Linked DNA regions of Homo sapiens: region 2 is linked to region 1. Evidence: read pairs that join two places in POLR2A ChIA-PET (ENCODE). Cell type or tissue: Caco-2. All regions are shown on one strand. Each heading gives the region's core, and the rest is flanking DNA. Links, peaks and the distances in the headings are about the cores only. Region 1 has its middle 24 kb from the start of CEBPB-AS1. Region 2 overlaps RNF114 (ring finger protein 114).

Region 1 (15,106 bases), core at 3,816-8,815:
GAGCTTGCCTTCCACTTAATTAAGGAAGCCGATAGTCATCTAGGTGGAGCGTGGAGATAGGTCGAGAATGAATTAGCAAACTGCAGCCAGCCGATTGTATCTATTGTACAAAACCCAGATATAATATCAGATTAGGACACTTTGTGTGCGTATTATAACACCATATCATTATGGGATGTGTTATAATTAAGGCCCAAGTGGGTCCCCATCTCCCCCGTGACTTCGCAGGTCCGAGCACAGCATCTCCTCCTAACACCCTCCCAGCCAGAACTAGCCCGGCAGATGGGGCATCCGATGCAAACCCTGATCAACCTGCCATGAAACACTTCCCATGGGGTGCCGGGTCCTGCACTGGACACTCAGGGGGATGACAGTGGGGCCAACAGAGGACACCCTGTTCTCAGAGAGCTCCATTCTCGGGGGAGGAGGGGCCCATGAAAAATACAGAAGCAAAACAAGTTGAGACTGTGGGAAGTGTGGGGCGAGGGGACTGGAGAGCATGGGTGTGGGTTGGGCAGTCGGAGCTACTTGACAGGGTGGTCAGGGAAGCCGTCTCCACAGCAGCCTGTTCTGGGCACCAGCCTCGAGCCATCAGCCAGAGAAAGGACACTTGTGATGTTTGCTGAAGCATCATCTGGGCCAACAGCCACCCCTCCTGCGCGCCCATTCACTGATTGAACAAATCTCTGTGGAGCCCCTACTGTGTGCGGGGCCCTGTGCTGAGTGCTCAGAAAGCATCGTGATCACCACAGACAGCAGTCCCTGCAGTGTGGAAGGTGACATACTAAAGAGATAGACAGGCATTGACCAAACAAATAACAGATGTATAACATGATGGCAAGTAGGGAAGAAAGATGAAAGGGCTGGAGTGATGGTGGAGGTGACAGTTCAGCAGGTAGCCGGGGAAGGCTTCCCTGAGGAGGTGACATTGCGATGAGATCTGAATAAAGTGGCACATCCAGCTGGGGGAAAGAGCTGAAGGAACTGCATTCCAGGCAGCAGGAACAGCAAGTGCAAAGGCCCTAGTTAGGTCATGCCCAGTGTGTTGGAGGAATAGCAAGGGGCCCGGTGTGGCTGGAGTGAGTGAGCAAGTAAGAAAGGAGGGAGGATGAGGTCAGAAAGGCCATGGGGGCCAGATCAGACAGGGCCCTGTGATCCTGGGAAAGACCTCAGGTTTTGCTCTGCAGCTGGAGCCAAGGAAGGTTCTAAACAGAGGAAAGATGGGATCTGAGTGGGGTTCTAACAGCATCCCTTTGGCTGCACGGGGGAAGTGGGGCGTGACGATGACAGCAGTGAAAGCAGCAAGGAGGCTACTGCAGGAGAGAGAATGGTGGCCTTGAATTCAGCTGTGGAAGCGGAGGGGAAAACCTACGCAGGTTCTGGATGTTTTAAAGGTGGCGCTGACAGGATTTCCTGGCCAGTTATCGAATGCAGGGCAAGAGAGGAAATGAAGGGACAACCCGAGGTTTGGGCCTGAGCACCCAGAAGGATGGAGCTGCCATTTCCTAAGAATCAGGGACTATGACGGCCCCAGTGCTGGGGTCTGTCGTCCGCATTCCCTGCAAGCTCCCTGCTGACCCCCACCCCATTCTCTCTCGGGTCAGGGCCATGGAGGGAGAGAGTGAGCAGTCGGCCCTACCCAGGCTTCCGGGCAGGAAAGAGGCACCCAGGGCCTGGCCACAGGATGACACAACCCTTAATAATTTCTCCGCTGAGTTTTGCAATGGGCACCCTTTATCGACAGGCAAAGGGTGAGGGATTTTGCAACTGCCCCAACTGGTGGTTGTAGCTGATGTCAGGCCAGAGGGCTATCAGGCCAGGCTATGGGCATCTTCTCAACCCATGAGGATTGAGTCGCAAACAGGCCATCCAGGCCTGAGCCATCGTGGGTGGTATAGAGGGCCTCAGGGCCCACAGGGTTCAAACCTCAGACCCTCCACCTGGCCAATGACTTTGGGCAAGTCCCTTCCCCTCCCTGGACCTCAGCTCTTTCCCTTAAAAAAAAAATAAAAAAAATAAGGAGAGCCATTAAAGGAATTATTTTAAATTACTTAAAAGCTTGTATCCAATGGCCCGGTTAACGTTCATCCAGTGCTTCCTGTGTACCCGGCCCTGTGCTAAGAACCCTCTGGCAGCACCTCATCCGATCCCCATGTCACCCTTAAACTTATTTCCCCACTTTACAAATGGGGAAACTGATGCTTAGGAGGAGGAAATGACTGCCTAGGTCCCCCAGCCTGTCAGGGATGGAGCGGGGACTCGGACCCAGACCTTTCCGACCCCAAAGCCTACACCCCGTTGTTAGGAAGTCGCTGCCACGCTGAGATGTAGTTTCCTCGTTTGTAAATGGGAAGTCCAAACTAAATAGAAATTAAGCAGCACCACCCTGGTGGGGTTGGTGCCTGGCACCTGGGGAGCATTCAAACCCAGCAGCCATTCTTATGACCAGAACACTCGTCACTGGCACACAGAGCTGGCGGCCAGCACCACCCCTAAGGGTACCCCCATGCCCCACCCTCACCCCTCCTGGCCCCACACTGGCCCTGTGGGGCACAGACAGGACACAGGCTTTAGAAACATGCACTCCGTGGTCCAGATCCCCCTTCCACCCTCTCGCCATGCCCCTGGGCACTGCCTCCCCCTTCCACTGGGGGTGACAATTCCCTTCCACCACACAAGGCTGTTTCTGGGTCACAGGAGGCCACAGGTCCATGTTAGGCCCAGTGTGTGGACACAGCTCCATTTGACACAGGAGGATCCAAGGCCCAGTCTGGAAAAGGGGCTTGCCTGGGACTTTCAGCCAAAGAGAACGAGGTGCGGTCACCACGCCCACTGGAAGAGGGCCTCTGCCTGCTCCAGGCCTGATGCAAAAGCTTGCCCGGCAAAGCCTCTGTCTCTGGGTCTCTCCCCTCTTTATTTCTCAGCCTCTCTCTTTCCCTCTGTGTCTCTCACATCAGTTCTTTCAGGGTGTCTCTCTGTGTCTCTCCATCTCACCCCCATGTCTCCCTGTCTCACTATCTGTACCTCTGGCCTAGGTGGTGTCTTCCCCACACACTCATCTGCTGGGCTCACCACCTCCTCTGCATTCCTGGCTCTGTAAATGTTTACTGAGGTGAAGGTGTCTGGCCGCCTCATTTGCTTGAAACCCTCACCCAGCACCGCCCCCTTCTCACCTCCACCACCCAAGGGCTCCCCAGGGAGGAAGGACAGGTGGGGGACCCACAGCCCTAGGAATAGTCAAAATGACCCAAGTTCAGGGGTCTGCGCTCGTAGGCAGCCAGATCCCCGCTCAGTGGGTGTGGGTGGACTCCACCCACGACATTCGAGGCACAGATGCTGATTAGGTCCCCTTCCCCACTTGCAGCAATTGGCAGAGGCTGGACATGGAATGCATCTGTGGCCAGTGAGATGGGGAAGTCTGCCAAGGGGCTTCTGGGAATGGTTTCTTCATTCTTAACAGGACATGTGAGGGCCTTTCCTGCTTGGCTGTATGAGGAAGAGATGGCAGGAGCTTTGGCAGCCATCGTGGCACCATGAGGAGCTGGGCTGAGTGGAGACGGCAGAACCATGAGATAGGAAGAAACTGGGGCCTTGATAGTGCCCAGCTCTGACTCACCCAGCTATGATTCATTCAGTCATTCAACAAATATGGATTGAGCACCTACTATGTGCCAAGCCCACGATGGGCGCTGGGAACACAGAAGGAACATGATCCCTGCCTTACATTCTGGGGTGGGGGACAGATTTCAATCAAATAATCATCCAAGCAAGTGTAAAAACACAGCCATAGTCAGGGCTGCAAGGAGAGATCCATGGAGAAGAGACCAGAAAGGGGGACAGGGAGGGCAGGGAAGGCATCTTAGGTCAGGTTGCCCAGAAGAGGAGCCTGACTTGGGGACTGGCATGCACGTGATTCACTGAGGACATGCTTTTGGGAGAAGGGTGCGAGAAGCAGGACAGGGCAAGGTGGGAGCTAAGCCAGGATATGGCCTCCGCTGAGTCTCACTTGGCCTGATCCCCCGGGGAGCTCTGGAACGTGAATTGCACCACCACACTCCTCCCACCTCAAAGTAAGAGGCCTGAGTCCTGGTCTCATTGGTCACTGGCTGTGTCCACCTCTGTTTGGGGGATGGGAGGCAGCTCCTGCTCAGCGAGGCAGGACTCCAGCTTTAAGGGGCCCCAGCTGGGAGCCCACAGCAGCCAACACTGTGTGGCAGCAGGAAGATGCATGCAGATCCCACCAAAGAGGCTCTGGGGAATCCCCACAGCACCTGCTACCAGAGGTCCACCTGATCTGAGATCTGGCATTAACTAGGTGAAGAGGAGAAACGAAAGTGTTCCAGTAGAGAAAGCAAAGTGTGCCAAGGCCCTGTGGCAGGTGGGAGCTGGGTGCAATGGAAAGAAAACCAAGGTGGCTCTAGCAGGGCAAGTGACAGTGAGAGTGGCCAGAGATCAGGGGAGGGGGCCGCCACTGTGCAGCACCTGTGGGTCTGGATAAGGAGGCCAATCTTTATTCTGAAGGCAGTAGGAGCCCTGGAGGCTGTGGAGCAGGGGAGGAGCGTGACCCAGCTCATGTTTTTTTGTTTGTTTGTTTGTTTAGATAAGTTCTCGCTCTGTCCCCCAGGCTGGAGTGCAGTGGCACAATCTCGGCTCACTGCAACCTCTGCCTCCTGGGTTCAAGCAATTCTCATGCCTCAGCCTCCCAAGTAGCTGGGATTACAGGCGTGTGCCATCACACCCATCTAATTCTTGTAGTTTTAATAGAGATGGGGTTTCACCATCTTGGCCAGGCTGGTCTCGAACTCCTGGCCTCAGGTGATCTGCCTGCCTCAGCCTCCCGAAGTGTTGGGATTACAGGCATGAGCCACTGCGCTCAGCCAGCCCGTGTTTCTTAGACTCTGTCTGGCAGCATGTGGAGAATAGATGTAGGGCTGAGACTAAGAGCAGGAGAGCAGTCGGAGGCTGCTGCACTCACTCGGGTTAATCACCCAGGCCAGGTGGGGCAGGAGGCACAGAGAGGTGGAGACAGGGTGAGACAAGACTTTAGGAGGCAATAATAGTGGCAGTGATCAATTGCCTTCTGTGAGCTCAGGACAGTATCCCCGTGAAGTAGAAACTCTTATTGTACCTGCTTCACAAGAAGGAAACTGAGGCACCATGGGATCAGTGCCCTAGAAACGGCTCAAGGCCTCACTTGCCAACTCTTTCCACCATGCTACGAGGACACTTCCACACCTGCCTCATTGGGCCCCAGGACACTGGTAAACCTCAGGCATTCAGGGAACTTGGGGCAGGTCAGTCACCCTGGACTGTCTGTGCCCCCCAGCTGGGGACACGTGGGGATCCCCTCATGTGTCACCAACCACTTTCTCACTTCACCCCCCCTTGAGAAGCACTGTTATTTTTCCTCCAAGGTCTCCCAACCAGAGACCCCATTTCTACCCAGTTTTTTGCTTTCCCATGTGGGGTGGGACCCTACTCTGTGTGACCTGGAGACCCAGAGAGAGACAAGGACTTCCCTGAGGCCACCTAGCGCGTCCCTAGCACGGGCACTTGCAGCTGAGGCAAGGCCACCTTGGACCAATGCTGTTATCTGCAGCTGAAGACAAGAGGCACAGTGGGACACTTAGGGACCCTGAGGCGGCGGCCTGTGGTCCCAGCCCTGCGTGGAGACGTGGGCCATGCCCAGCCAGGAGATAATCTCAACCAGATTCTGGCCAGTGATTCCTTGCGACATCACAGCCAGGGCCACCTGGTGGAGTCTCAAGACGCAGGAGCTTATGGGGCTGGGGCTGGGGCTGGGGCAGTGGGAGGGGCACAGGGGAAGCCCAGGGCTCAGTAGGGTCCCTTCATAACGTAGAAGGAGTCCACACTGCAAGAAATGTCCAGTCCACTTCCTTGGTGGTCAGTAGCTCACTGGTGGAGTACCTGCTGCATGTCAGGTCCTAGGGGACACCACGGTGACTAAGCAGACCCGGAGTCTGCCCTCATGGAGCTGCCACTCCATGGGTGGAGGAAGCAGACATTGAATGAGGAATGCCACTATGAGAACAGAGAGCGCTGAGCCCTGGGAAGCAGGGGGTGGGAGCTACGTGGTGCATCCAGGGAGACCAGGCAAGCCAGGAATCAGGGGCCTCCCCAGTGAGGTGATGTATAGCTGAGGCCTGAGAGCTCTTGGATGAGGGGGCATGCTGGGGGACACAGCATATGCAAAGGTTCTGAGGTGGGCCAAGTATGGAATGTTCCAGAAATAGAAATAAGTCAGAGTGATGAGGCAGGATCAAGAGCTCATCACCAGCCTCCCCTAGGCTGAGGAGAGGCAGGTGGATTTCAGTTTAAGGGCCATGGGGAGCCACTGAAGGCTTCAGGCAGGGGCTGGGGTGGACATGGTCAGAATGGAGTCCAGTGGGTCACTTTGGCTGCTACACAGGATGGCCTGGAGAGGACTGAGAGACTGCAAGCCCTAAGACCCAAAGATCCAGGCTTCCTAAATCTCCCACTCCAATACTCAGGGTTCTAGGAGCCAGCAGACCTACTGGGCCAATCCCAGGCACCCTCATGGCCCCCAGGCTGCCTGCCCCAACCAGGACCTCCTAAGGAACATTCCAAGCTGCGATTATCTCGGTGCCTAACACTAATTAGCTCGACTGCACTTTAGACCCTCCCAGCTCTGCTCTGGGAGGGCCCCCTGGAGAGGCAGCTGCCAGGTTCACATCCCCAGGGAGGCCTGGAGGGGCAAGAAGTGAGAGGCCCCGGAGGATTCCCAGGAGCACTCAGACCTGCAGCTGGAGCTCAGAGGTGTGGGAGATGTCCTGATGGGGGGGCTCCAGCTCCCTGCACCCCTGTCCCATGGTCAGTGGGTGCATGGACATCCCCACCCCACCCCCCAGTGCCCCCATGCCTCGTCCAGTCCCAGGCACCTGGCCAGAGGCAACCTTGCCCCCACCCCCACCCGAGCTCCACTGCCCCCTTCCTCCTGACTCTGAATCTTTGTCTCTCTCAGCCTGAATCTCTGCTTCTGAATGTCTCCCTCTGTCTCTTTCCTTTCTTGTCTCTCCCTTTCTCTGTATCGCCCTCGTTACCTGTCTCTTTCTCTTTCTCTCTCTCTCTCTCTCTGGTCCCAGCCTCCCAGGGGCGTGGGGTGGGAGTGAGTGTCCCCACAGCCTCCAGGCTGGGGAGTGAAGATGGTGCCTGCACAGACTGCTCCCAACCTGCCGGTTTTTCCAGCTCAGCCCCACCCTGGACCGGGCCACCCCCTCCCCGGGGACCCACCCTCCCTGGGCCAAGTGGGGCTGCTAGAAGGTGAGGCCTGACCAGGAGCCTCCTGGGAAACAGAAGCCAAAACAGGAGCAGAGTGTCTGGGCCCTGCACGCCAGCCCAGCCCCACACTGCAAACACAGCCCCATTTACACACGGGGAAACCAGGCTCAAAGAGTGCTCACCACCGGCTTAGGGGTAGCCACGCTGCTGATCACAGGCAGAATTTGAACCTAGGACTCCGGCAGGGATTCAGAAAATGCCATCATTCTCCCTCCCACCCCCAGCCCCCCAGTTTCCCTCCCCAGGGACCACCCTGGTCTCAGATTCTTGTGTGTTCTTCCAGAATTGTCCACGAATACCCACACTTCTCTTCTTGCATGTATGTTTTAACACAAGTGGTGAAACAATAGGCACCGTTTGCACCTGCTGTTTCATGTAAGGATGTCTTGGAGATCGTGTCTTATCAGAACCTTTTCCCTTATTTGTAATGCCTGCAGGATCCCCCAAGGAGTGGAGCGGACTGGCCTCATGGCACTTAACCGGCCCCACTCATGAACACTGCAGTTGTTTCCAGTCTTGTTTTAATACATAAAATCTCACATTAAACACAGAAAGTGTCCTTGCAACCATCCACCCACCCCATGTCCCCTACATGCATGCAAACGTGCTCACACACATGCACACACGCACTCACATGGTGCTGCTGAACTATAGGATCCAGCAGTCCTAGAAGGTGTCGGTGAATCTTAACCAGAAATAAGTTCAGAACGATGAGGCAGGCTTGTTAACAGTGCAGATTTCTGGGACTGCTCCAAACCACTGGAAGCAGAGGCTTCACTGGAGGAACCCTGGAGAGGAAAGACTCAGAGGAGGAAGCTGTGGCAAAATGGTGAACAGTCAGGCTAAGTGTTCAAGCTGTGCCCCTGGCTTGCAGGACTCCCGGGGGCTGCCCAGGGCTGGGCCCTGCCCCCCATCTCCTCTGCAGCTCCCTTTCACTCTGTTCTTGCAGTGAGGCTTCAGAAACATCCAGGGATTGAATAAAAGGGGATCTATCCAATACAATAAAAGGAATAATGAAGTTGAAAAACCAATAATGGGGAAGCAGAGGCAAAGAGCAACAATAGAACAAGTCCAGGTTTCCACAGACCTTGTTATTACTCAGTAGCAAGACTGGACTCGAACCCCCATCTTCTAACTCTTGGGCCAGAAGTTTTCTACTGAATTCTACCCCACCCTGGTCCAGGCTCCTGTCAGCTACTGGTCCATTTATCTATCCACCCACCCAATTTTCCACCCACCCACCTACCCACCCATCCATCTCTCCTCCATCTCAGTGCTGCTCACATCACCACCCAGCCATCCAACCATCCATCCGTCTACCCATCTCTCTGCTCGTAGACAAAATCACCCACCCTTCACCCTCCATCCAGTAGTCACTGAGCACCTGCTATGTGCCCAGTGCCATTCTAAGAGCTGAGGACACAGCCACCCATACAACAGATGGGTTCCTGTCCAGGGAACTTAGCACCTATGGGAGAGACAGACCACAGATTGTAATCACACATAAACAGAGCCCAAATGGGGGTCCTGCCTGTGGACCACACACAGAGATTGAGGGGAGCTGGTGGGGAGCCCGGAAAGGCCTGCCCTCCCAGTCGGGACACTGTGTGCCTGCCCCCAACCAGTTCCTCCTCCCATTCGCCTGCCCACCACCTCCCCACCTCCAGCTCATCTGAGGTCACTGAGCCCTCCATGGGGCGAGTCCCAAGTAGGCAGGTCCCCTCAGGTATCACCCAACCCACCAGGAATCCCATTAAAACTTAGCAGGTCACTCCAGCCAGGTGTGGTGGCTCATATCTGTAATCCCAGCACTTCGGAAGGTCAAGGCAGGAGGATCGATCACTTGAGCCCAGGAGGTAGAGGCTTCAATGTGCTATGATTGTGCCTCTGCACTCCAGCCTAAGTGACATAGCAAGGCCCTGTGTCAAAAAAAAAGCTTAGCGGTCACTCATCCAAAACCCACACATACTCTGCTACTTATTGAGTGCTTACTGTGTACCAGACCACAGGCTGCATACTTTCCACCAACTGCTTCATTTTGTTCTCTCCTCCCCTTGGCCGACATCACCCACCCTGTAACCCTAGGAGGAAGAAGTCAGGCATATCCCCGCCCTGCTCAGAACCCCACCCACCCCTGCCACACACACACACCACCTCCCAGCTCCCATCCTACTTCTCTCCCCATCACTCACAATGGCACCTCCCCTACTGGCCTCCTTGCGGTCCCTTGAACATAGACAGCATGGTCCCATCTCAGAGCCTTTGCACTTGCCATGCCATTCCCTCTTTCCCCAGAGACCTCATGGCTCCCCCGCCCCACCCCACCCAATAGCACCTTCCCTCAGCCAGGCATTCCCTGACCTCTGTGGTTAAGTGAAACATCCTTCTCTTCCTCACACTCACGCACTCTCTCTCTGATTCTCTCCCTCTTGCATGCACACACACAAACACACACACACTCTCCTCTCCCTCCCCTTCTTTATTTTCCTCCCTAGCACTCATCATCGGACCACCTGTATCCCCCACCCCAATAATGGACCCGCCATGAAGGTGGGGCTTGGGGCCGCCTTATTCTCTTCTGTATCCCCGGGCTTAGCACAGCACCTGGTGTGTGGTGTGTGCTCATCAAAGTCATTCCTGGAGCACATCTTTGAGAGTCTTTTGTGTGCCAGGCTGTGAGTTGCAGACACAGCACAGAACAAGATGGAAACATCGTGGCAAGTAGGATCAGAGGCCCTGGGTCTAGGAACCTTACCCAGCCACTTCCCGGTTGTGGAACCTCAGGAAAATATCGGAGGCCTGAGGGGTAGCTGATCCCACCGGCCAGCTAGACCCTCCCAACATCCTTGTGACATCCACAGTGTGATAATTCTCTGGAAAGTGCTGGGCTCAGTGCGTGTTGCTACCTTATGGTTGATTGTCCATGCTCTTACCGGTTTCACAAGCAAACTCCAATTGACCAAAAATCACCCCAGTGGAACCCCTCAATTAACCAAATTGGGGTTTGGGGGAGGAGGGTTTTTTTTGTTTTTCTTCCCCTTTGCTTCCGTCAGTCCATTTACTAGCTGTTTATTTACCGGGCACCAAGTGTGTGAACATCATGGAGTCCCCGCTTACAGAAAGGTCTCAGAGTCAAGGAAAGAGATGGACTAGAAATATGGGGCAGAGGCAAAGTCACAGGAGACGTCCTTATCAAGTGGGAAGACCTTGCCACCTTCCAAAGGAGGAAACTGGCAAACGCACCATGTGGACGGCTCTCAAGAACATCACGGAAGGACAGGAACAAGTCCCATTGAGATGGCTGGTGTGAGGTCGCCAAGGCATTAAAAAGAACGATCATCCGGAAATGCAAATGAAACCACAATGAGATATTACTACACACATGGCCAAATAGCTCATATTAAAAAGACTGACCTCTCCAGGTGTACTCAGAATCAAGGGATGGGGCCAGGCATGGTGGCTTACGCCTGTAATCCCAGCACTTTGGGAGGCTGAGGCAGGCAGATCACTTGAAGTCAGGAGTTCGAGACCAGCCCGGATACCTGGCAAAACCCCATCTCTTCTAAAAATACAACAACAAAAAAATTAGCCGGGTGTGGTGACACACACCTGTAGTCCCAGGTACTCAGAAGGCTGAGGCAGGAGAATCGCTTGAACCCAGGAGGCGGAGGTTGCAGTGAGCTGAGATGGTGCCACCTCACTCCAGCCTGAGCAACAGAGTAAGACTCCATCTGAAAAAAAAAAAAAAAAAAAAAAAAGGAGCGAGATGGGCCAGAAATATGGAGGACAGCAGTAGCGAAATGCTTTGGAAACTGTTTGGAAATATGCAGAAACTCAACACACGTGAATGATGTGTCCAGTGATGATGCCTCGGGTATAAACTTGATAGAAACAAGAGCTGGCATCCACCAAATGACACAAACAAGAGCTGGGTGCAGTGGCTCATAGCCATGATCCCAGCTACTCGGGAGGCTGAGATGAGAGGATCACTTGAGCCCAGGAGTTCAAGGCTGCAGTGAGCTGTGATAGCACCAATGCACTCCAGCCTTGGCAACAAAGCAGGATCCCAACTCGTAAAATAAAATAAAAAAAAGAAAAAGAAAAAAGACACAAAGAAGAATGTCCATGGCAGCTTTATTCACAACAACCAAAACCTTGAAATAACCCAACTGTCTACCAACAGTAGACTGGACTATGGTATAGTCACACAGTGGACAGTGGAACACAACACAGTAGTGAGAATGAAGCTGTACAGTACTGCATAGAGGAACTTTAAAAGTTTAACTGAGCAAAAGAAGCCAGACACAAAAGCAAATACTCTGAATGATTCCATTGATATGAAGTTGTAGAACAGGCAAAACAATGTAATCTGTTAGAAGTCAGGAGAGCAGTTGTCCTAGACAGAAACATTTTTCAGTGATTAAAAATGTTTGTTCTGTTTCAGGCCAGGTGTGGTAGTTCACACCTGTAATACCAGCACTTTGGGAGGCCAAGGCAGGTGGATCATCTGAAGTTAGGAGTTCAAGACCAGCCTGGCCAACATGGTGAAACCCTGTCTCTACTAAAAATACAAAAATTAGCCGGGCAGTAGTGGTGCACACCTGTAATCCCAGCTACTCAGGGGGCTGAGGCAGGAGAATCGCTTGAGCCTGCGAGACAGAGGTTGTGGTGAGCCGAGATCTCGCCACTGCACTCCAGTCTACAGTGACAGAGTGAGACCCTGTCTCAAAAAAAAAAAAAAAGTTCTGCTTTTTTATCCAAGTGCTGCTCACACTGGTGTGTTCAGGTGGTAAAAATGTATCTTCTGTACCCTGCTTAGACTTCTGTAAAAGTTCACATTTTAAAAGATATAACAGAAAGAAAGGAAGGAAGGAAAAGCCACATTCACACAGAGATGAAAGAAATGCATACACAAAGATCTGGAAGTTCAAACCCCAAAATTATAAAACCACGCTGACAGAGTGAAAAGGAGCCAGCCCTGGCCAGATGGTCCAGAACTGACTTCAGCTTGATTGGAAATGTTATCATGTGTTAAGAGAATGGATACCTGTATTACTATTATCAATTTAAATCAAAATTTCTTAGTAAAAAGGCAAAAAGACAGCCAGCCACGGTGGTTCACGCCTATAATCCCAGCACTTTGGGATCAAGCAGGAGGATCACTTGAGCCCAGGGGTTTGAGGCTGCAAAGAGCTATGATTGTGCCACTGTACTCCAGCCTGGGCAACATAGCAAGACTCAGTCTCTTTATTTATTTATTTATTTATTTATTAAGTTCCGGGGTACATGAGCAGGATGTGCAGGTTTGTTACATAGGTAAACATGTGCCATGGTGGTTTGCTGCACCCATCAACCCATCACCTGGGTTGGATGTATTAGCTCTTTCCTCTAATGCCCTGTCTCCTTGTGTCTTAAAAAATTTTTTTAATAAAAAAAATTTAGGGCAAAAAGAGAGGCCAGCCAGGGAATCAAAGAGCAAGTTGTAGCTACTGAGAACCTCCTCTGTGCTCCAGGGGCACACACGTAGGCATGCCTAGCCCTTACTTGCCCAAGTTTCCCACTGATAGAATCTGAGGGCCAGAAGACCAAGGTTCACCCATTGTTTCTCTGTGGCCTGGCACAATGCACTTCCTCCCGTTTCCCAGGTAAGGAAACTGAGGTCAGTGAGGTTAACGATGAGGACAACTGCCCTCAAAGAGTGTTCCTGAGCACTCAGGAGACAACTCAGGTGAAAGTACTAGGTGACCATGCCGGATGCCACAGTACAGCCAGGACTGGCCACATCAAGATGCAGGGCCCTCGTTCACAAATCATTAAGAATTTCAAGGCCAGGTGCGGCAGCTCATGCTTGTAATACCAACACTGTGGGAGAGTAAGGCAGGAGGGTTGTTTGAGCCCAAGAGTTTAAGACCAACCAGAGCAACATAGAGAGACTCCTCCCTACTCCAATATCTACAAAAAATAAAATTTTAAAAATTACCAGGGCTGGGGGCAGTGGCTCATGCCTCCAACCCCTGAGCTTTGGGAAGCTGAGGCGGGCGGACTGCCTGAGGTCAGGAGTTCGAGGTCAGCCTGGCCAACATGGTGAAACCCCGTCTCTACTAAAAGTATAAAAAATTAGCCAGGCGTGGTGGCAGGCGCCTGTAATCCCAGCTACTTGGGAGGCTAAGACAGGAGAATCACTTGAACCCAGGAGGCGGAGGTTGCAGTGAGCCAAGACCGTGCCATTGCACTCCAGCCTGGGCAAGAACAAAACTCCGTCTCAAAATAAATAAATAAATAAAAATAAAAATTGCTGCGCACAGTGGCTCATGCCTGTAACCCAACACTCTGGGAGGCCGAGGTGGGCAGATTATTTGACGTCAGGAGTTCAAGACGCAGCCTGGCCAACATGGTGAAACCCCATCTATACTAAAGATATAAAAATTGGCCAGGCATGGTGGCTCACGCCTGTAATCCCAGCACTTTGGGAGGACAAGGCGGGTGGATCATAAGGTCAAGAGATCAAGACCATCCTGGCCAATACGGTGAAACCCTGTCTCTACTAAAAATACAAAAATTAGCTGGGCATGGTGGCACTCACCTGTAGTCCCAGCTACTCAGGAGGCTGAGGCAGGAGAATCACTTAGAACCTGGGAGGTGGAGTTTGCAGTGAGCCGAGATCTTGCCACTGCACTCCAGCCTGGTGACAGAGTGAGACTCTGTCTCAAAAAAAAACAAAAAAAAAAAAAAAAAAAAAATATATATATATATATATATATATATATATATATATATATATATATGTATAAAATTAGCCAGGCGTGGTGATGGGTGTCTGAAATCCCAGCTATTCAGGAGGCAAGAGAATCGCTTGAGCCCAGGAGGCAGAGGTTGCAGTGAGCAGAGATGGCGCCACTGCACTCCAGCCCGGGCAACAGAGTGAGACTCTGTCTCAAAAAATAAAAATAAAAATAAATAAAAATTACCCGGGCATGGTGGCATGTGCATGTAATCCCAGATAATCAGGAGGCTGAGGCGGGAGGATCACTTGAGCTTGGGAGGTTGAGGCTGCAGTGAGTCATGATCACACCACTGCACTCCAGCCTGGACAACAGAGCAAGACTCTATCTAAAAAAAAGAAGAGAGAGAGAATTTCAAGATGACAACAGCAGACCTGTAAACCAAGTGGGGGCCCTTCCAAACAAGGGGCTCTGTGGAATTGCCTAGATGGTACTCCCATGAAGCCACCCTGGTTCTACCCTAGCTTACCAAGAGCTTTCACAAAAACCAGCATAGAAAGTTTTCTGATAACCTTCAGGCAGTCAGAAAGCTCCTTTCTCTAGAACTTTCCATTCCATGCCAGCTGTTTTCACATGTTGGTGTTTGTAAGGCCTTAGAGCAACAGGGGCTCCCCTCTCCCAAGGAGCAATAACATCAACAACAGCAATAGCAGCTGCCATTATTGGACAATTAGCACATGCCGGCATGGTGTTGAGTTCTGCACACTTTTGACTCCTCGACTCTGCTCACCAATGCTATTAAGTAAATGCTGTCATAGGCAGGCTCTGAAAGTGGAAACGGAGGTACAAAGTAGGCCACTCACCCCAGGTTGCAGAGCCAGAAAGAAGAAGAACTGGGATTCACACCCAACCCTGCAGGGCTCCAGAGTCCACACGCTGGCCCAGGAAGGAAGGCAAAGGCCGGCGGGAGGTGGACGGAGGGTGGCAGAGCCACCCTAGGCCAGGGAGGGAAGGCTCCAGGGATGGGAGCCACCCTTTGCTCCACTGACTCCCCTCCCGACTTG
Region 2 (14,787 bases), core at 9,517-14,516, 270 kb after region 1:
AGAGGCCTCCCAGGTTTCTGGCTTGGGTAGTTACCACTGCAAGATGGAATAATACAAAAGAAGGCATGGGTGAAGATTGGAGATGCTGAACTGTCTCGGCTGTATTAAATTTGAGGTTCCAGGGCCGGGTGCAGTGGCTCATACCTGTAAAACCAGCACTTTGGGAGGCCGAGGCAGTCGGATCACGTGAGGTCAGGAGACCAGCCTGACCAACATGATGAAACACCACCTCTACTAAAAATACAAAATTAGCCGGGTATGGTGGTGGGCGCCTGTAATCCCAGCTACTCGGGAGGCTGGGGCAGGAAAATCACTTGAACCTGGGAGGCAGAGGTTGCAGTGAGCCGAGATTGCGCCACTGCACTCCAGCCTGGGCAAAAAGAGCGGAACCCTGACTCAAAAAAGCAAAACAAAACAAATAGGTTCCAGGCCAGGCTCGGACTGACACCTGTAATCCCAGCACTTTGGAAGGCCAAGGTGGACCACCTGAGCCCAGGGGTTCAAGCCCAGCCTGGGCAACATAGTGAGACCCTATCTCTTACTAAAAAAAATTAAAAAATAACGTTTCTATGGGATTGGAATGAAGCTCAAGCAGCCAAACACTACAGTGAGCACCCACGATGCAGCGCTGTGCAGGGAGAGCTCTGTGTACTTTGCTCCTTGGATCCTAGCATCCTTAAGAGGCAGATAAAATTATCCCCACTTCATAGGAGACAGGTTCAGAAAATATTCGCTAGATGCCCCACAGCTAACAGCAGAGTATGAACTTAAACACATCCAGGACCTGAAACTTGACCCTGCGGAGCCCCTTTACTACAAGCCCTCAGCACTGCTGCTGTTACCCGCACGTAGCAGAAGCCGCATGTCTAAAGCCTTGCTATATGGAGCGCTGCCACTTCTCACCTCCCAGAGCCTCCCAACTGTAACAAGTGTTCTTTTTCCAGAGGACAGGCACCATGAGGCCCAGCTGGTGGCATCAGCTGAGATTTGACGCCAAACAGGACTCAGCAACAAGCAAGAACTTCCCTTCTAGAAAGGGTAACCATCTTCTGGAGACTCCCCAAGCCCATGCTATGGCAAATGTGTTGAATGAAAACAAGAACCATAGCTTACCACTTAGATTAAGTTATGAAATTTATTTATATTTTACCTTTTAAAAGCCAGAACATAACAAATCTCACTTTCTGGAAAGTCATCTTATTAGAAATACAAGAAGTGCACTTAATACAAGGAAGTAAGTTTCTCGGTGCCACCAGTGAGGTGGACATACACTCACATCAGTCCCTCAAACGAAGGTTTCGCCAGATTTCCCTCCAGACTTCTGAGATGATCTGAATTCAGGAAGGTCTGAGTGAACTTCTTCCAGAAATTACAGTGAACAAGCTGACCTTAACTTTTGGGTCCTCCCGAGAAATACTAATGAAAAAACTATTTTTTTCCAGTGGGCCCTGTGTTTGCTGGCTTCTCGGCATCTGCAGCTCTTCACCGGCAGGCGCGGAGCCCCACAGCAGCAGTGTACAAGCGCGAGGTAGCACTTGCAGCCCCATCAGAGACATATGACATCAAAAAACCAACCTAAACCCATATGCCTTTTGGTCAATCAGAGGTTCTGCTCCTACAGATTAGGCTGACAGCTCTTGGACTTATATTTATTAATATTTGTGAAATATGAACTCCAAGGTTCTTGAGCTGTTCCTAAAGCAAGTTTCCAGCAACAGCTTTTATTAACAACTGTTCATCTTGCGATGTGCTGTGCCTTATGAACGATGTCTCGTCAGAACAGACCAGGGGTGGTACTGGGTTTCCTATAGCTTCTCTCTGCATCTACAAAGCAGGTTTTCAAACACATTTTACATGTCGAAACCAGTGTCATAAGGAAAACATTTGTGACAGAAAAACAATGCTCAGTTTAATCTAAGTTACCAAGCAGAAGGTAAAAGAACTAGTATCCGCTGAGTCCCCAAACCTCTTTCTTCTAATTCATCTGAGGATTTTTTGTGCTTCTAGAACAAGAATGTAGGCAGGCTCCCAAATGGAGAGGTAAACATGACCGCGTTGTTTGAAACTACTTCATTAATTTGTAAATCAGAACCAAAAAGCTCTGGCCCTCCCACTTCTCTTAGCTGACCCTCCTCCCCACTTACGGATAAACAGACTTTAACTTCCCTAACCCAGAAACACTTCCACCAAAAATGTATGGTTATACCTTATCCTAAAAAGGCACCATGCAGGCATTTAAGACTGAACCAGTGAACTCTAAATATGTAGTAGTAGAAAATATCACTAATCAAAACTTCCAGCATCAGATGGTACAAAACCCCAAGAGGACTGGTGACATGTACCCCGGGATGGCAACCCCAGCTTCTGGCAACCCCACAGCCCAGCGGGAGCTTCAGCTCTGGTCAGGTGCACGGCTGCCAAAGTCTGCACACCTTGGGGACAAGGAAAGGAGACACTTGCTTCATTGTGCTATTCATGACCCAGAAAAGGTCCTGGCTGGCTTGAAGGACCCGAGAGACAAACACTGGATGGGAGGAATGAGTGTGAAACAAGAGGTGGAGAAGCTAGATTATCTTCCACAGGAGGCGGCAGAAGCTCCAGGAAGTAGCCGAGAACCAATACGAACTCGACCGTGTGACAAACAAGGTTAACAGTAGGGGAAGACAGCTTTGGCAAGAGCCCAAAGGGAAGAGAAGGGCTGACCTGGGGACCCACTTCCCCTGTCAGAAGTGACCCTGTCCCAATGCCATGGCTCATTTTCAGGTCTGTTGAACAGGTAAGGTACAGGAGTCATAGATTTCACGTTTAATATGTAATGGAAGCTCTGTAACATGAGACAGATAGCAAGCACGGACTCTGCTCACTGGTCGATGATGGAGCGCTGCAACACCTGATTCATCATGTCCTCTTCATCAACATCATAATCCTAAGGGCAAAAAGAGACATGCAGCCTCAGCAACTGTTTCTAGATGCAAAGACTGGCTTTCAGTAGAAGCAGGACAGCCTAGCAACTGGATCCGGAGCAGGTTGCCAGGGACCGGATCCCCAGTGCAACTGTTTGTGATGCTAGGTATGTAACTTTGGGAAAATTAATCTGTCTCTGCTGCCTTCTCTTTTTTTTTATTTGATGGAGTCTCGCTCTGTTGCCAGGCTGGAGTGCAGTGGCACAGTCTTGGCTCACTGCAACCTCTGCCTCCCAGGTTCAAGTGATTCTCCTGCCTCAGCCTCCCGAGTAGCTGGGACTAACAGGCGTGCGCCACCATGCCCAGCTAATTTTTATGTTTTTAGTAGAGACAGGGTTTCACCATGTTGGCCAGGATGGTCTCAATCTCTTGACCTCGTGATCCACCCGCCTTGGCCTCCCAAAGTGCTGAGATTACAGGCATGAGCCACTGCACCCAGTCTGCTGCCTGATTCTTAAATGAAGTTAAGGATGCCTCCCTTAAATGGAGATTGAGAAACCCAGACAGCACACGAATGGAGGCTGGCACAGACCAAGTGCTCAGAACATTTGTAAGTCTGTCGGAACAGAGCACGCAGATGCACTGAGCTGAAGAGTTGTTTCTGAGAGGTGGAATCAGTGCACAGTACAGAATCAGATTTTTAGAGCCATACAATACAGCAGAAACTATAGCGCAACTAGCCCTCTTTAATGAGTCATTTTTAGGACTCATTTTTAATGAGTCATTTTTGTTAATGTGACACAGATGAATGTAATTCATCTGTGTCACATTAACAAAAAGGGCAGTTATTCTGAAGTCTGAGTTTCAGACACTGTCAGACTGAGAAAAAATATTCTTTATGACAATTTAGCAGAGAGCTTTCTTTCTTAGATACTGAAATTCAGCCATCAAGACCGAATACCACTCTAAAATCCTAACTTGACATCTATATATGTAAGTAAGAGGTTTACTTGATATAGTTGGCCAAAGTTACCTACTACTATAATGGCAAGACAACAGTGTGCCCCTTTGAAACCATCCAGCTCTAGGGAAAGAATATAAACCTGACAGCCGTATTTGGCTAGTGGATATATGCTATTTGACCTGAAGTATTTTTGAAGATAATTAAAACCTGTGAAACCTCCTGTGAAATTTTCCTGTCCTGCTTGGGCATGGGGGGTGGAGAAGCTAGGCAATGCTGCGCCTGCATTTCCATAGGAAAACAAGGTGATGGCAGCATAACGAGTCAGGCACCACCTGGCTTGGAAATCCTCAGGAGGATCATTTCAATTATGGTCCCCATGGACATGCGAGATTGAGCCTCCCAAGTCCAAATTGTTGTTGTGTGTGTGTGTTTTGTTTTTTTTTTTTTTTTTTGAGACAGGGTCTCATTCTGTTGCCCAGGCTGGAGTGCAGTGGCATGATCTCAGCTTGCTGCAACCTCCGTCTCTTGGGCTCAAGAGATCCTCCTGTCCCAGCTCCCTCAAAGTAGCTAGGACTACAGGTAGGAGCCACCACACCTGGTTACTTTTTGTATTTTTTGCAGAGACAAGGTTTTCCCATGTTGCCCAGGCTGGTCTCGAACTCCTGAGCTCAAGCGATCCACCTGCCTCAGCCTCCCAAAAATGCTAGGATTGTAGGTATGAACCACTGCACCGCACCTGTCCCCAAACCAAGTTCTATAACAGGCAGAAATTATATAAACCACAAGAAAAGTAGACAAAAATTTGGTGGCAGGGCTAGGAGATGGAAAGAGCAAGTATCACTGTCTCTGTCTCAAAGACTGACCAGATCATCTTCTTGTTTGTTTTGAGACAGTCTTGCTCTGTTGCCCAGGCTGGAGTGCAGTGGCACGATATTGGCTCACTGCAACCTTGCCTCCCAGGTTCAAGCGATTCTCCTGCCTCAGCCTCCCAAGTAGCTAGGATTACAGGTGCCCACCACCACACCTGGCTAATTTTTTTGTATTTTTAGTAAAGACGGGATTTCACTATGTTGGCTAGGCTGGTCTCGAACCCCCGACCTCAGGATCCGCCCACCTCGGCCTCCCAAAGTGCTGGGATTACAGGTGTGAGCCACTGCGCCCAGCCCAGATCATCTTCTTAAATGTCACTCTGGGCCGGGCGTGGTGGCTCACGCCTGTAATCCCAACACTTTGGGAGGCCAAGGTGGGCAGATCACGAGGTCAGGAGTTCGAGACCAGCCTGGCCAACATAGTGAAAGCCTGTCTCTACTGAAAGTACAAAAAGTAATGGGGCATGGTGGCATGCGCCTGTAGTCCCAGCTACTCAGGAGGCTGAGGCAGGAGAATCACTTGAACCCGGGAGGTGGAGGCTGCAGTGAGCTGAGATCACGCCACTGCATTCCAGCCTGGGCGACAGAGCAAGACTCCATCTCATGTAAGTAAATAAATGTCACTCTGGCCACCTGCCTGGCCCATGAATAGAAACTGTATAGTAGCTACAGTATACAGACTGGAAGCCCATCTAGCTCCCCAGCTACAGCTGCCTGCCCGCCTCTTCCACTCAGTCTTCTTTTCTCTCTTGTCAATCCCCTTTATCACTGTATCCAGTATACAGACTGGAAGCCCATCACAACAGCGACAAAGTTCAACACTGGGGATCCCCATTTCCCCTTTTGAGAAGAGTGAAGTAGCCGTGCCACTCCCCCAGGGGAGGGATCAGAGCCCAGGCTCCAGACTTACCACAAAAGTGTCATAAGAAAACCGGTGCCGGCGCTGGATGTGCTCTCTGAAGTTGGCGCTGCGGTAGTTGGGGTCTCCCCAGGGCATCGAGGCACATATCGGACAAACCTTTCAACACAAAAGCAAGGTCTTAGGCACCCAATTTCCAAGCTTGCACCAGCCCTCTGTGGCCTGTGTCTGGCCTCCTTTCTTCCAGGACAGCTTTCCTGACATACTGTCCAGGGCCAGTAACTCCTTCCTGTGCACATCAGCAGCCCAAAAAAACACTGCAAATTTCCAGCTCAAGTCAAATGACACGTGGGACTGGGTAAAGTTCAAATCATGATACCACCCTTTCTCATTCCCTACTGTAAGCAGAGAAGTGAGTCAGCCTGGTGGGGGGCCTAGACTGGCCTTCCAATCCAGCACACAAGACAATCCAAAAGCATGAGGAAAACTAAGAAAATAAGCCGATGAGCAATGTCCCAGGGAAGTAAAACACAGCCTTACATGCATCTTAACAAAGGAAATGCTCAGAAGAGGGGGATCAGGCTGAAAAGCCCTCACACAAAAGGTTGATTTGGTTTTTGAAGATTGGGAAGTATTTGGAAAGGCAAAGAGGACATGAAAGAGTGCTCCAGGCCGGGCACAGTGGCTCACACTTGTAATCCCAGCACTTTGGGAGGCCAAAGCGGTAGATCACCTGAGGTCAGGAGTTTGAGACCAGCCTGGCCAACATAGTGAAACATCTTCTCTACTAAAAATACAAAAATTAGCCTTGCATGGTGGCACACGCCTGTAGTCCCAGCTACCTGAGAGGCTGAGGCATGAGAATCGCTTGAACCCTGGAAGTGGAGGTTGCAGTGAGCCAAGATTGTGCCACTGCACTCCAGCCTCCAGCCTGGGTGACAGAGTGAGACTCTGTCTTAAAAAAAAAAAAAAAAAAATTGTGCTCCAGAAGAGAGGCAGCAGCACGGAGAAAAGGCCAGAAGGCGGCAGTTACTGTCAACACATGTAAACAACCAGACCAGTGAGTGCAGAAAACTCATGCCAGGGAGAGAGAAGACCTAAGTGCCCCCACTTAAAGGTGGAACCCTACCCCACAGCAAGGAAGATACAGTGATAAAGGGGATTGACAAGAGAGAAATCTGGAATGGTAGAAGACTGAGTGGAAAAGGTGGGCAGGCAGCTGTAGCTGGGGAGCTAGAACATAGGGTGGGACTAGAGACTGAAAAGGAGATGGCTTCTAAAGGGAAGGGAGAAACGCAGAGTTAAGAACTTGCAGAGGGCCGGGCGCGGTGGCTCACGCCTGTAATCCCAGCACTTTGGGAGGCCGAGACGGGCGGATCACGAGGTCAGGAGATCGAGACCATCCTGGCTAACACGGTGAAACCCCGTCTCTACCATAAATACAAAAATTAGCCGGGCATGGTGGCGCGCACCTGTAGTCCCAGCTACACGGGAGGCTGAGGCAGGAGAATGGCGTGAACCCGGGAGGCGGAGCTTGCAGTGAGTCGAGATCGCGCCACTGCACTCCAGCCTGGGCGACAGAGCGAAACTCCGCCTCAAAAAAAAAAAAAAAAAAAAAAAAAAAAAAAAAAAAAAAACTTGCAGAGGGAGAGGAAGACAGAACAGAGGGCCAAAGGCTGAAGAGAAGGCCTCAACATAGACAACATAATCAGAGGGATTTCAGAAGCCAAAGGAGGGGAAAAAGACAGAAAATTAGGCTGCCATACCAGAAAAGTTCAGCAATAACAGTATCCAACAAAATTATGAGTGCAAGTAACATTTAACCAAGTCAATCTGTATCTAAGACTTTAGCTTATAAACATACATAGATACAGGCAAAGATATGTTTCTCAAAATGGCCAGTTCCATCTTAAGATGAGCATTGATAGCTGCCCTAGTACTCTCACAAAAGCTCATTAAAATTCTAAAATTTCTGCACCACTGTTTACAGCAATGGAGCTGAAGGCTGCCCATACAACAGAGTATGTAGTTCAAGAGAAGCAGTATGAGATAAATGGAAAAATTAAAACTATAGAGGAAGTATACACCTAACTATAAAAAAAGACCTGGTCTGTCAATCACATTGAGAGAGAAAGGTAACACATTGCTAAGATGGAACAAATACTTTTTTGGGGGGGGGGGGGGGGGGGGGGGCAGTTTTGTTCTGCTGCCCAGACTAGAGTGCAGTGGCAGGATCTCAGTTCACTGCAACTTCTGCCTCCCAGGTTCAAGCAATTCTCATGCCTCAGCCTCCCAAGTAGCTGGGATTAAAGGCGCCCGCCACCATGCCTGGCTAATTTTTGTATTTTTAGTAGAGATGGGGTTTCACCATGTTAGCCAGGCTGATCTTGAACTCCTGACCTCAACTGATCCACCCGCCTTGGCCTCCCAAAGTGCTGGGATTACAGGTGTGAGCCACCGTGCCCAGCCTACATTTTTTTTTTTTTAAAGGAGACTACACATGCCAGTAGGTAATATCTGAGTAAAATGTCCAAGGATTGATAAGCCTTTTCCTAATAATTTCACCTAAATCCTCTTTCCCCACAACTATGAAGAAGCTACTTCCAAAAATAAAATGGCAGCTTCATGGAGAAATTTGGTGGACACCAAGGGAACCAAGTTAATGTTACCAACAACAGACATCACATGACTTAATGTAGCACCCAGAGGACAGAGAACTCGTGTACCATCCCTGCCTCTGCCTTGGGGGGAGGGGGAAATTGCTATGAAAGACATTACAATTGTTAAAATTAAAACATGAATTTCACATTAGACATTAGATTGAATCAATGTTAAATTTCTTGAATATGATTAATTATACACACAAAAATATAATTTTCCAAGAAAACATTCTTGTTCTTAAGACATACACACTCCTGTATCAGGGTGCGAAGTATTCAGGGTGCAAAAATGGTCATGGTATCTGTAGCTTATTCCCAAGTGGTCAGCAAAAAATGTGTACTATAGAGCATGGTTAAGCAAATATGGTAAAATGTTAACAATCTGTCAATCTAGGTGAAGGGCACACAGGAGTTCATTCTACTAATCCCGTCATTTTTCTCCAAGCTTGATCCTTTCCCTTAATGAAGTTTAAAAAAAAAAAAAAAGGTTACTCACCACAGATTTGGTATCCGTGCTATGGAATAATTTGCAGTGTTCCACAAGTCCTTCCTGATCAAAGTTCTTCTCAGGACAGTAAGGACAAGGAAAGGTGTAACGGTTTGGAACATTCCTGGAAGGTGAAACACAGGAAAAAAGAAAACTTTTCTGTGAGTACCTTTCCATTAAACTTCAACCACAGTACACTCCAAAAAGGAGCAAAGCTCACCAAATGTGTAATGATAAGGATGCTGATGATCACTTCAGACTCAGGTCAAGTGTTGTGAAAATAACAGCTCAGCTGGCCGGGCGTGGTGGTTTACGCCTGTAATCGCAGCACTTTGGGAGGCCAAAGCAGGCGGATCACCTGAGATCAGGAGTTCAAGACCAGCCTGACCAACATGACAAACCCTGTCTCTACTAAAAAATACAAAATTTAGCCAGGCATGGTGGCAGGTGCCTGTAATCCCAGCTACTTGGGAGGTTGAGGCAGGAGAATCGCTTGAACCCGGGAGGCAGAGGTTGCAGTGAGCTGAGATTGCACCACTGCACACCAGCCTGGGCAACAGAGCGAGACTCTGTCTCAAAAAAGAAAAAAAGAATATAGCTCAGCTAACATCTGAAGTGAACACCAGAGTCCTCCCTTGCATACTCCTCCCAAAATACTTGTATCAGCTTTAGCCAGCATAACAATTCATACAACTAAACCCCTGGGCATGCAACCTCTTTGTATTAATAGCAAGAGATGACCTCCACCTAAGGGGAGACTGAGTCATTTACCTTGGCTGAAGAGATGCATCCTTAATGGTGGCCTTCACACCTTCCATGATGTAATTCTGGTATTTGGAACAAGTAGCCACGTGGGACCGGATCTTGGACAGGAAGAACTCAAATAGGAAGAATCAGAGCCCATAAGTTAGTGAGGACCTTGCAACAGGCAAAATATAGTCCCAAACAAGGGCACAAAGAAAACTAGACCTACACCACCCTGGCAAATAATCTCACCAAACTCCTGACTACGCTGATGGGGCTGAAACCCTGATTATTGCAGATTTCCCATTAATACCAAGGCTGCTATTTTATTCGACTAAATCAGGATATCCACTTCCACTCTAAAATAACTCTCCTAGAGGTTTGCTCCTATTCATGATAGGCTGTCTGCTCACAGACAAGCTCCAAATCTAGGATGTTTTTAAAAGTTTTCTATACTAGCATTTAAACTAGTCTCCTTACAGCAAGCCAAAAACCACATTCTGTTATGTGCAGCAGAGAAAAGTGATCCTTTAGGTAAAACATATAAAAGCCACTAACCCTGGTTAAAGTATCTATCACCAGCCTCTGAGAAATAATCTTTAAAATCTAAATTCTCTTTTTTTTTTTTTTTGAGACAGAGTCTCACTCACTCTGTCGCCCAGACTGAAGTGCAGTGGCACCATCTCGGCTCACTGCAACCTCCGCCTCCCGGGTTCAAGTGATTCTCCCACCTCAGCCTCCTGAGTAGCTGGGATTACAGGTGTGTGCCATCAGGCCCAGCTAATTTTCATATTTTTAGTAGAGATGGAGTTTCACCACGTTAGCCAGGCTGGTCTCGAACTCCTGACCTCAAGTGATCTGCCTGCCTCAGCCTGCCAAAGTGCTGGGTTTACAGGCGTGAGCTACCACGCCCGGCCCAGCCTTTCATATAAAATCTAGGCTGTGCAACAGTAAAACAGAAAGAGAAGAAAACCCAGAGAATAGTGCTTCATTACAGGTTTTCTAAAAAGAAAGAAAGTTTTAAGAATTGAAGAAAAGAGGGAAGATAAAGGAAAGAAAAACATTTTCTGAGGCATGCCAACAGTACAATCACTAATCTTGAAAATGGAGAAAAGCAAAAGCATACAGTAAAACAAACAAAAAGCCCATCATGGGCGGAGTACGGTGGCTCACACCTGTAATCCTGAGGGAGGCTGAGGTGGGCCATCACTTCACGCTCCCGAGTTCGAGATCAGCATGGGCAACATGCAAAACTCGTCTCTACTGAAAATACAAAAAAATTAGGCAGGCGTGGTGACACATGCCTGTAGTCCCAGCTACTTGAGAGGCTGAGGTGGGAGGATGGTTTGAGCCTGGGAGGCAGAGGTTTCAGTGAGCTGAGACCACGCAATTGCACTCCAGCCCGGGCAACAAAGCCAGACCCTGTCTCAGAAAAAAAACAAAACAAAACCAAAAACCACATTATGCATGCATAAATAAAGATGAAGAGACCGGGTGCAATGGCTCATGCCTATAATCCCAGCATTTTGGGAGGCTGAGGCGGGCGGGTCACGAGGTCAGGAGATCGAGACCATCCTGGCTAACACAGTGAAACCCTGTCTCTACTAAAAATACAAATATATATATATATATATATATATATCTCTGTGTGTATGTATGTGTGTGTGTGTGTGTGTGTGTGTATATATATATAGCTGGGCGTGGTGATGGGCACCTGTAGTCCCAGCTACTCAGGAGGCTGAGGCAGGAGAATGGCGTGAACCCAACAGGCGGAGCCTGCAGTGAGCTGAGATCACGCCACTGTACTCCAGCCTGGGCAACAGAGTGAGACTCCGTCTCAAAAAAAAAAAAAAAAAAAAAAAAAGAAGACAGTAGGGAATTGTATTTCAATATTTTGAGTTTCTAAAAGTAAACTTCAAAGGGGGAAAAAAATGCTCCAATATTTGAGCTCCAGCTTACCATGATGATTGTCTCACCTCCAGCTCAAGAACTTGACTTTAAGCTACAAACTGAGGAATCCTCAATTTTTTTTTCCTTTTTTTGTAGAAACTGGGTCCACTATATTCCCCAGGCTGCTCTCAAACTTCTGGGCTCAAGCAATCTTCCCACCTCAGCCTCCCAAGGAGCTGGGACTACATGCATACACCACTACACACAGCTGGTTTTGTTTGTTGGTTTGTTTTGGTATATACAGAGTCCCACTATGTTGCCCAGGCTGATTTCGAACTCCTGGGGTCAGTGATCCTCTTGCCTTGGCCTCTCCAAATGATAGGATATAGGCATGAGCCACCATGCCCAGCCTCAAGAGTGAAGCCCCCAATTAAGACACAGAAAATAGCCCTATTCAGCATTGAAATGGCCCTACTATGCATCCCTAATACTAAATCACGCTGAAAAGGAGATGGTAAGGTATATTCTTACTATGGGCATCCATACCGAAGTGTTAAAAATAATGAAACTGACATGCAAGGCTGTCCAATATGTAAGAGAAAAAAAACCTGAAAAGTGGAAAAAAAAAGTTGGGAATGAGTGTACATTTAAAAAAGTGAAAAAAGTTGAAGAAATATATATATTATAGTATAATCTCATTTTGCAAAAATCCTACAACTTGGTTGGTAAAAATTCTACAGTGTTTGTCAAAGGGCAGAAAATGTTATGCAGCTTTCGAAATTAAATCACTTTTTTTTTCCTTGAGACAGGGTCCGGCTCTATCACCCAGGATGGAGTGCAGTGGCACGAACTCAGCTCACTGCAACCTCTGCCTCCTGGGCTCAAGCCATCCTCTCACCTCAGCCTCCCGAACAGTTGAGACTACGGGCACACACCACCATGCCCTGCTAGTTTTTTGTATTTTCAGTAGAGCCGAGGTTTCACCATGTTGTCCAGGCTGGTCTAGAACTCCTGGACTCAAGCAATCCACCCACCTTGGCCTCCCAAAGTGTTGGGATTACAGGCATGAACCACCTTGCCAGGCCTTAAGTTGAACGAATTTTGAAGTAATCTCTGGAATGAGGAACAAGCCTACATTATTGTGTACTTTTGTATGGTCTGCAATTTTAAAAATTTTAATGATTCTAAAATCAACAAGGCTGTGTATATCTCTTGGAAAATAAGACAACAGTATTTCTCCTTTCCAGTAGCAGTTATAACAGGTATGAAAATAAATATACTTGACTCTGATTATACAAGAGCATGGATGCATTTCAAATGTTAGCTATTGTTATTACAATCCAATGATTTCATATTGACTTTTTTTTAAGAGACAGGGTCTTGCTGTCAGCCAGGCTGGAGTGCAGTGGCATGATCATAGATCACTGTAATCCCAAACTCCTGGGCTCAAGTGATCCTCTGGCCTCTGCCTCCTGAGTAGCTGGGCCTACAGGTACATACCACCACACCCGGCTAATTTTATTTTTTTGTAAAGATGAGGTCTCACTATGTTGTCCAGGCTGGTCTCTTAACTCCTAGCCTCAAGCTCTTGCCTCGGACTCCCAAAGAGCTGGGGTTACAGGAATGAGCCACCGCGCCTGGCCATAATTGATCTTTTATAGGAAAAAACTGGGATAACTGATTTCTATGGCTTTCAAACCTAAAATATATACTTAACCAACTCTTAAAAAAAGAAACAAAAACCAGTAAGGTTATGAAAACAAACCAGCCCAGCCATCACCACAGGTAATTGGCATGCACGCGTGCTGTTAGTGACCTAGTCATGCTCTAACTTCAGCAACAACATGGCAGCTGTACGTTTTACCCCAACTTATCATGGAAAGACATGGACTCTTCCACATCACTTCCACATACATTCTTACGGCAGCCATGGCAAGAAGTCTCTGTGCTCTCGATCTGCCGCTCGAGCTCCACGGCTCGGACGCCAGGTGCCAGAGCGCTGCGACACACCCCACAGACAGGCTTCTTCGGCTTCAGACATTCCTGCAGGCATGCAGAGCAAAAGCTAGAACAAGACATACAGAGAACCTCTGTCACGCATCATGGAGACAAGACGACAAATATGGATCAACTTTTAAAAAGACATCAATGGATAATGGAGTAAAAAACAACTTGCTCTCTCCTCCCAGTTCAAATACTAAGTCCTTCCAAGCCAGAAAAAATGAGGGATAGGAGTGGACTACAAAGAACACACAACTACAGAAACAAATGCAAACTCCTGTGATAGACACAGTGAAGGTGTTAAGGTTGAGGCTTCAAGCCTTAGGCCCTGCCACTGAAGGATCTCAGTGGGGTTTCTTGAATCTCCATTTTTTCCTTTGTGAAATGGAGAGAGTAGTACCTACCTCTAGGACTGCTGGGAGGATACAGTTTGTATAGCAGACCCCTGGCAGAGTGTCCAGCCCTTACAAAACGCACCACAAACGGGAGCTGCTATCATTACAGGTGAAGGCAAAGCGCTACAGGAACATAAAGGGAAAATCAACTAGTGACCTGAGAAGGAAAGGGCTGGTAAGACTGCAGTGAAGGCTGGGAGCGGTGGCTCACGCCCGTAATCCCAGCACTTTGGGAGGCCAAGGCAGGCAGATCACGAGGTCAGGAGTTTGAGACCAGCCTTACCAACATGGTGAAACCCGTCTCTACTAAAAATACCAAAATTAGCCAGGCATGGTGGCAGATGCCTGTAATCCCAGCTACTCGGGAGGCTGAGGCAGGAGAATTGCTTGAACCTGGGAGGCAGAGGTGGCTGCACACTCCAGCCTGGGCAACAGAGTGCGACTCTGTCTCAAGGGGGGGGTGGAGGGGAAGACTGCAGAGACGGCATCTCTGATCAGCCTTAAAAGGGTTCAGCTCAGCCAGGCGCGGTGGCTCATGCCTGTAATCCCAGCACTTTGGGAGGCCGAGGCGGGCAGATCACAAGGTCAGGAGATCGAGACCATCCTGGCTAACACAGTGAAACCCCGTCTCTACTAAAAATACAAAAATTAGCTGGGAGTGGTGGCGGGTGCCTGTAGTCCCAGCTACTCGGGAGGCTTAGGCAGGAGAATGGCATGAACCCAGGACGCAGAGCTTGCAGTGAGCCAAGATCGCGCCACTGCACTCCATCCAGCCTGGGAGACAGAGCGAGACTCCGTCTCAAAAAAAAAAAAAAAAGGGTTCAGATGGATCCTTTTGTAGTTCATGAACCTGAGGACTGGGTGTTCATGTGCATGTGTGAGATGTGCCACCCTCGAACCTTGTTACAGATGTTGGCCCATTACCCCTCTGGCATTTTAAAAAAAGAGGTCAGCTAGCAGAGGAAGGGAAGACTATTCTAGGCCTAATTTAGGCTTAAAATTGATATGTATCTGA

The links. ChIA-PET counts read pairs that join two places held together with the same protein. Peaks named below come from ENCODE experiments on the same cell type or tissue, not always from the same donor. Only the 100,000 strongest peaks of a DNase experiment are listed, where the experiment ranks them.
Region 2: POLR2A ChIA-PET joins it to region 1 with 5 read pairs; 4 of 35 experiments call an interaction of 5 or more read pairs at or near these places.

The regions. Positions count from the first base shown.
Region 1 is chr20:50,208,294-50,223,399 of GRCh38, reverse strand. No RefSeq gene overlaps it. Among named protein-coding and RNA genes, the nearest start is that of CEBPB-AS1, 24 kb to the right of the region's middle. In Caco-2, for the core only: no CTCF peak of the experiment used is centred there; DNase peaks (open chromatin) are centred at 4,099, 5,783, 6,649 and 7,249; H3K4me3 peaks cover 502 bases.
Region 2 is chr20:49,940,215-49,955,001 of GRCh38, reverse strand. RNF114 (ring finger protein 114) reads right to left here. Exons shown (of 6, transcript NM_018683.4): 2 at 13,291-13,441; 3 at 9,514-9,620; 4 at 8,752-8,866; 5 at 5,647-5,754; 6 at 1,117-2,926. The coding sequence ends at 2,861. LOC124904976 (small nucleolar RNA U13) reads left to right here and starts at 14,602; the gene lies at 14,602-14,706. RefSeq lists an enhancer at 12,068-12,237. In Caco-2, for the core only: no CTCF peak of the experiment used is centred there; a DNase peak (open chromatin) is centred at 12,399.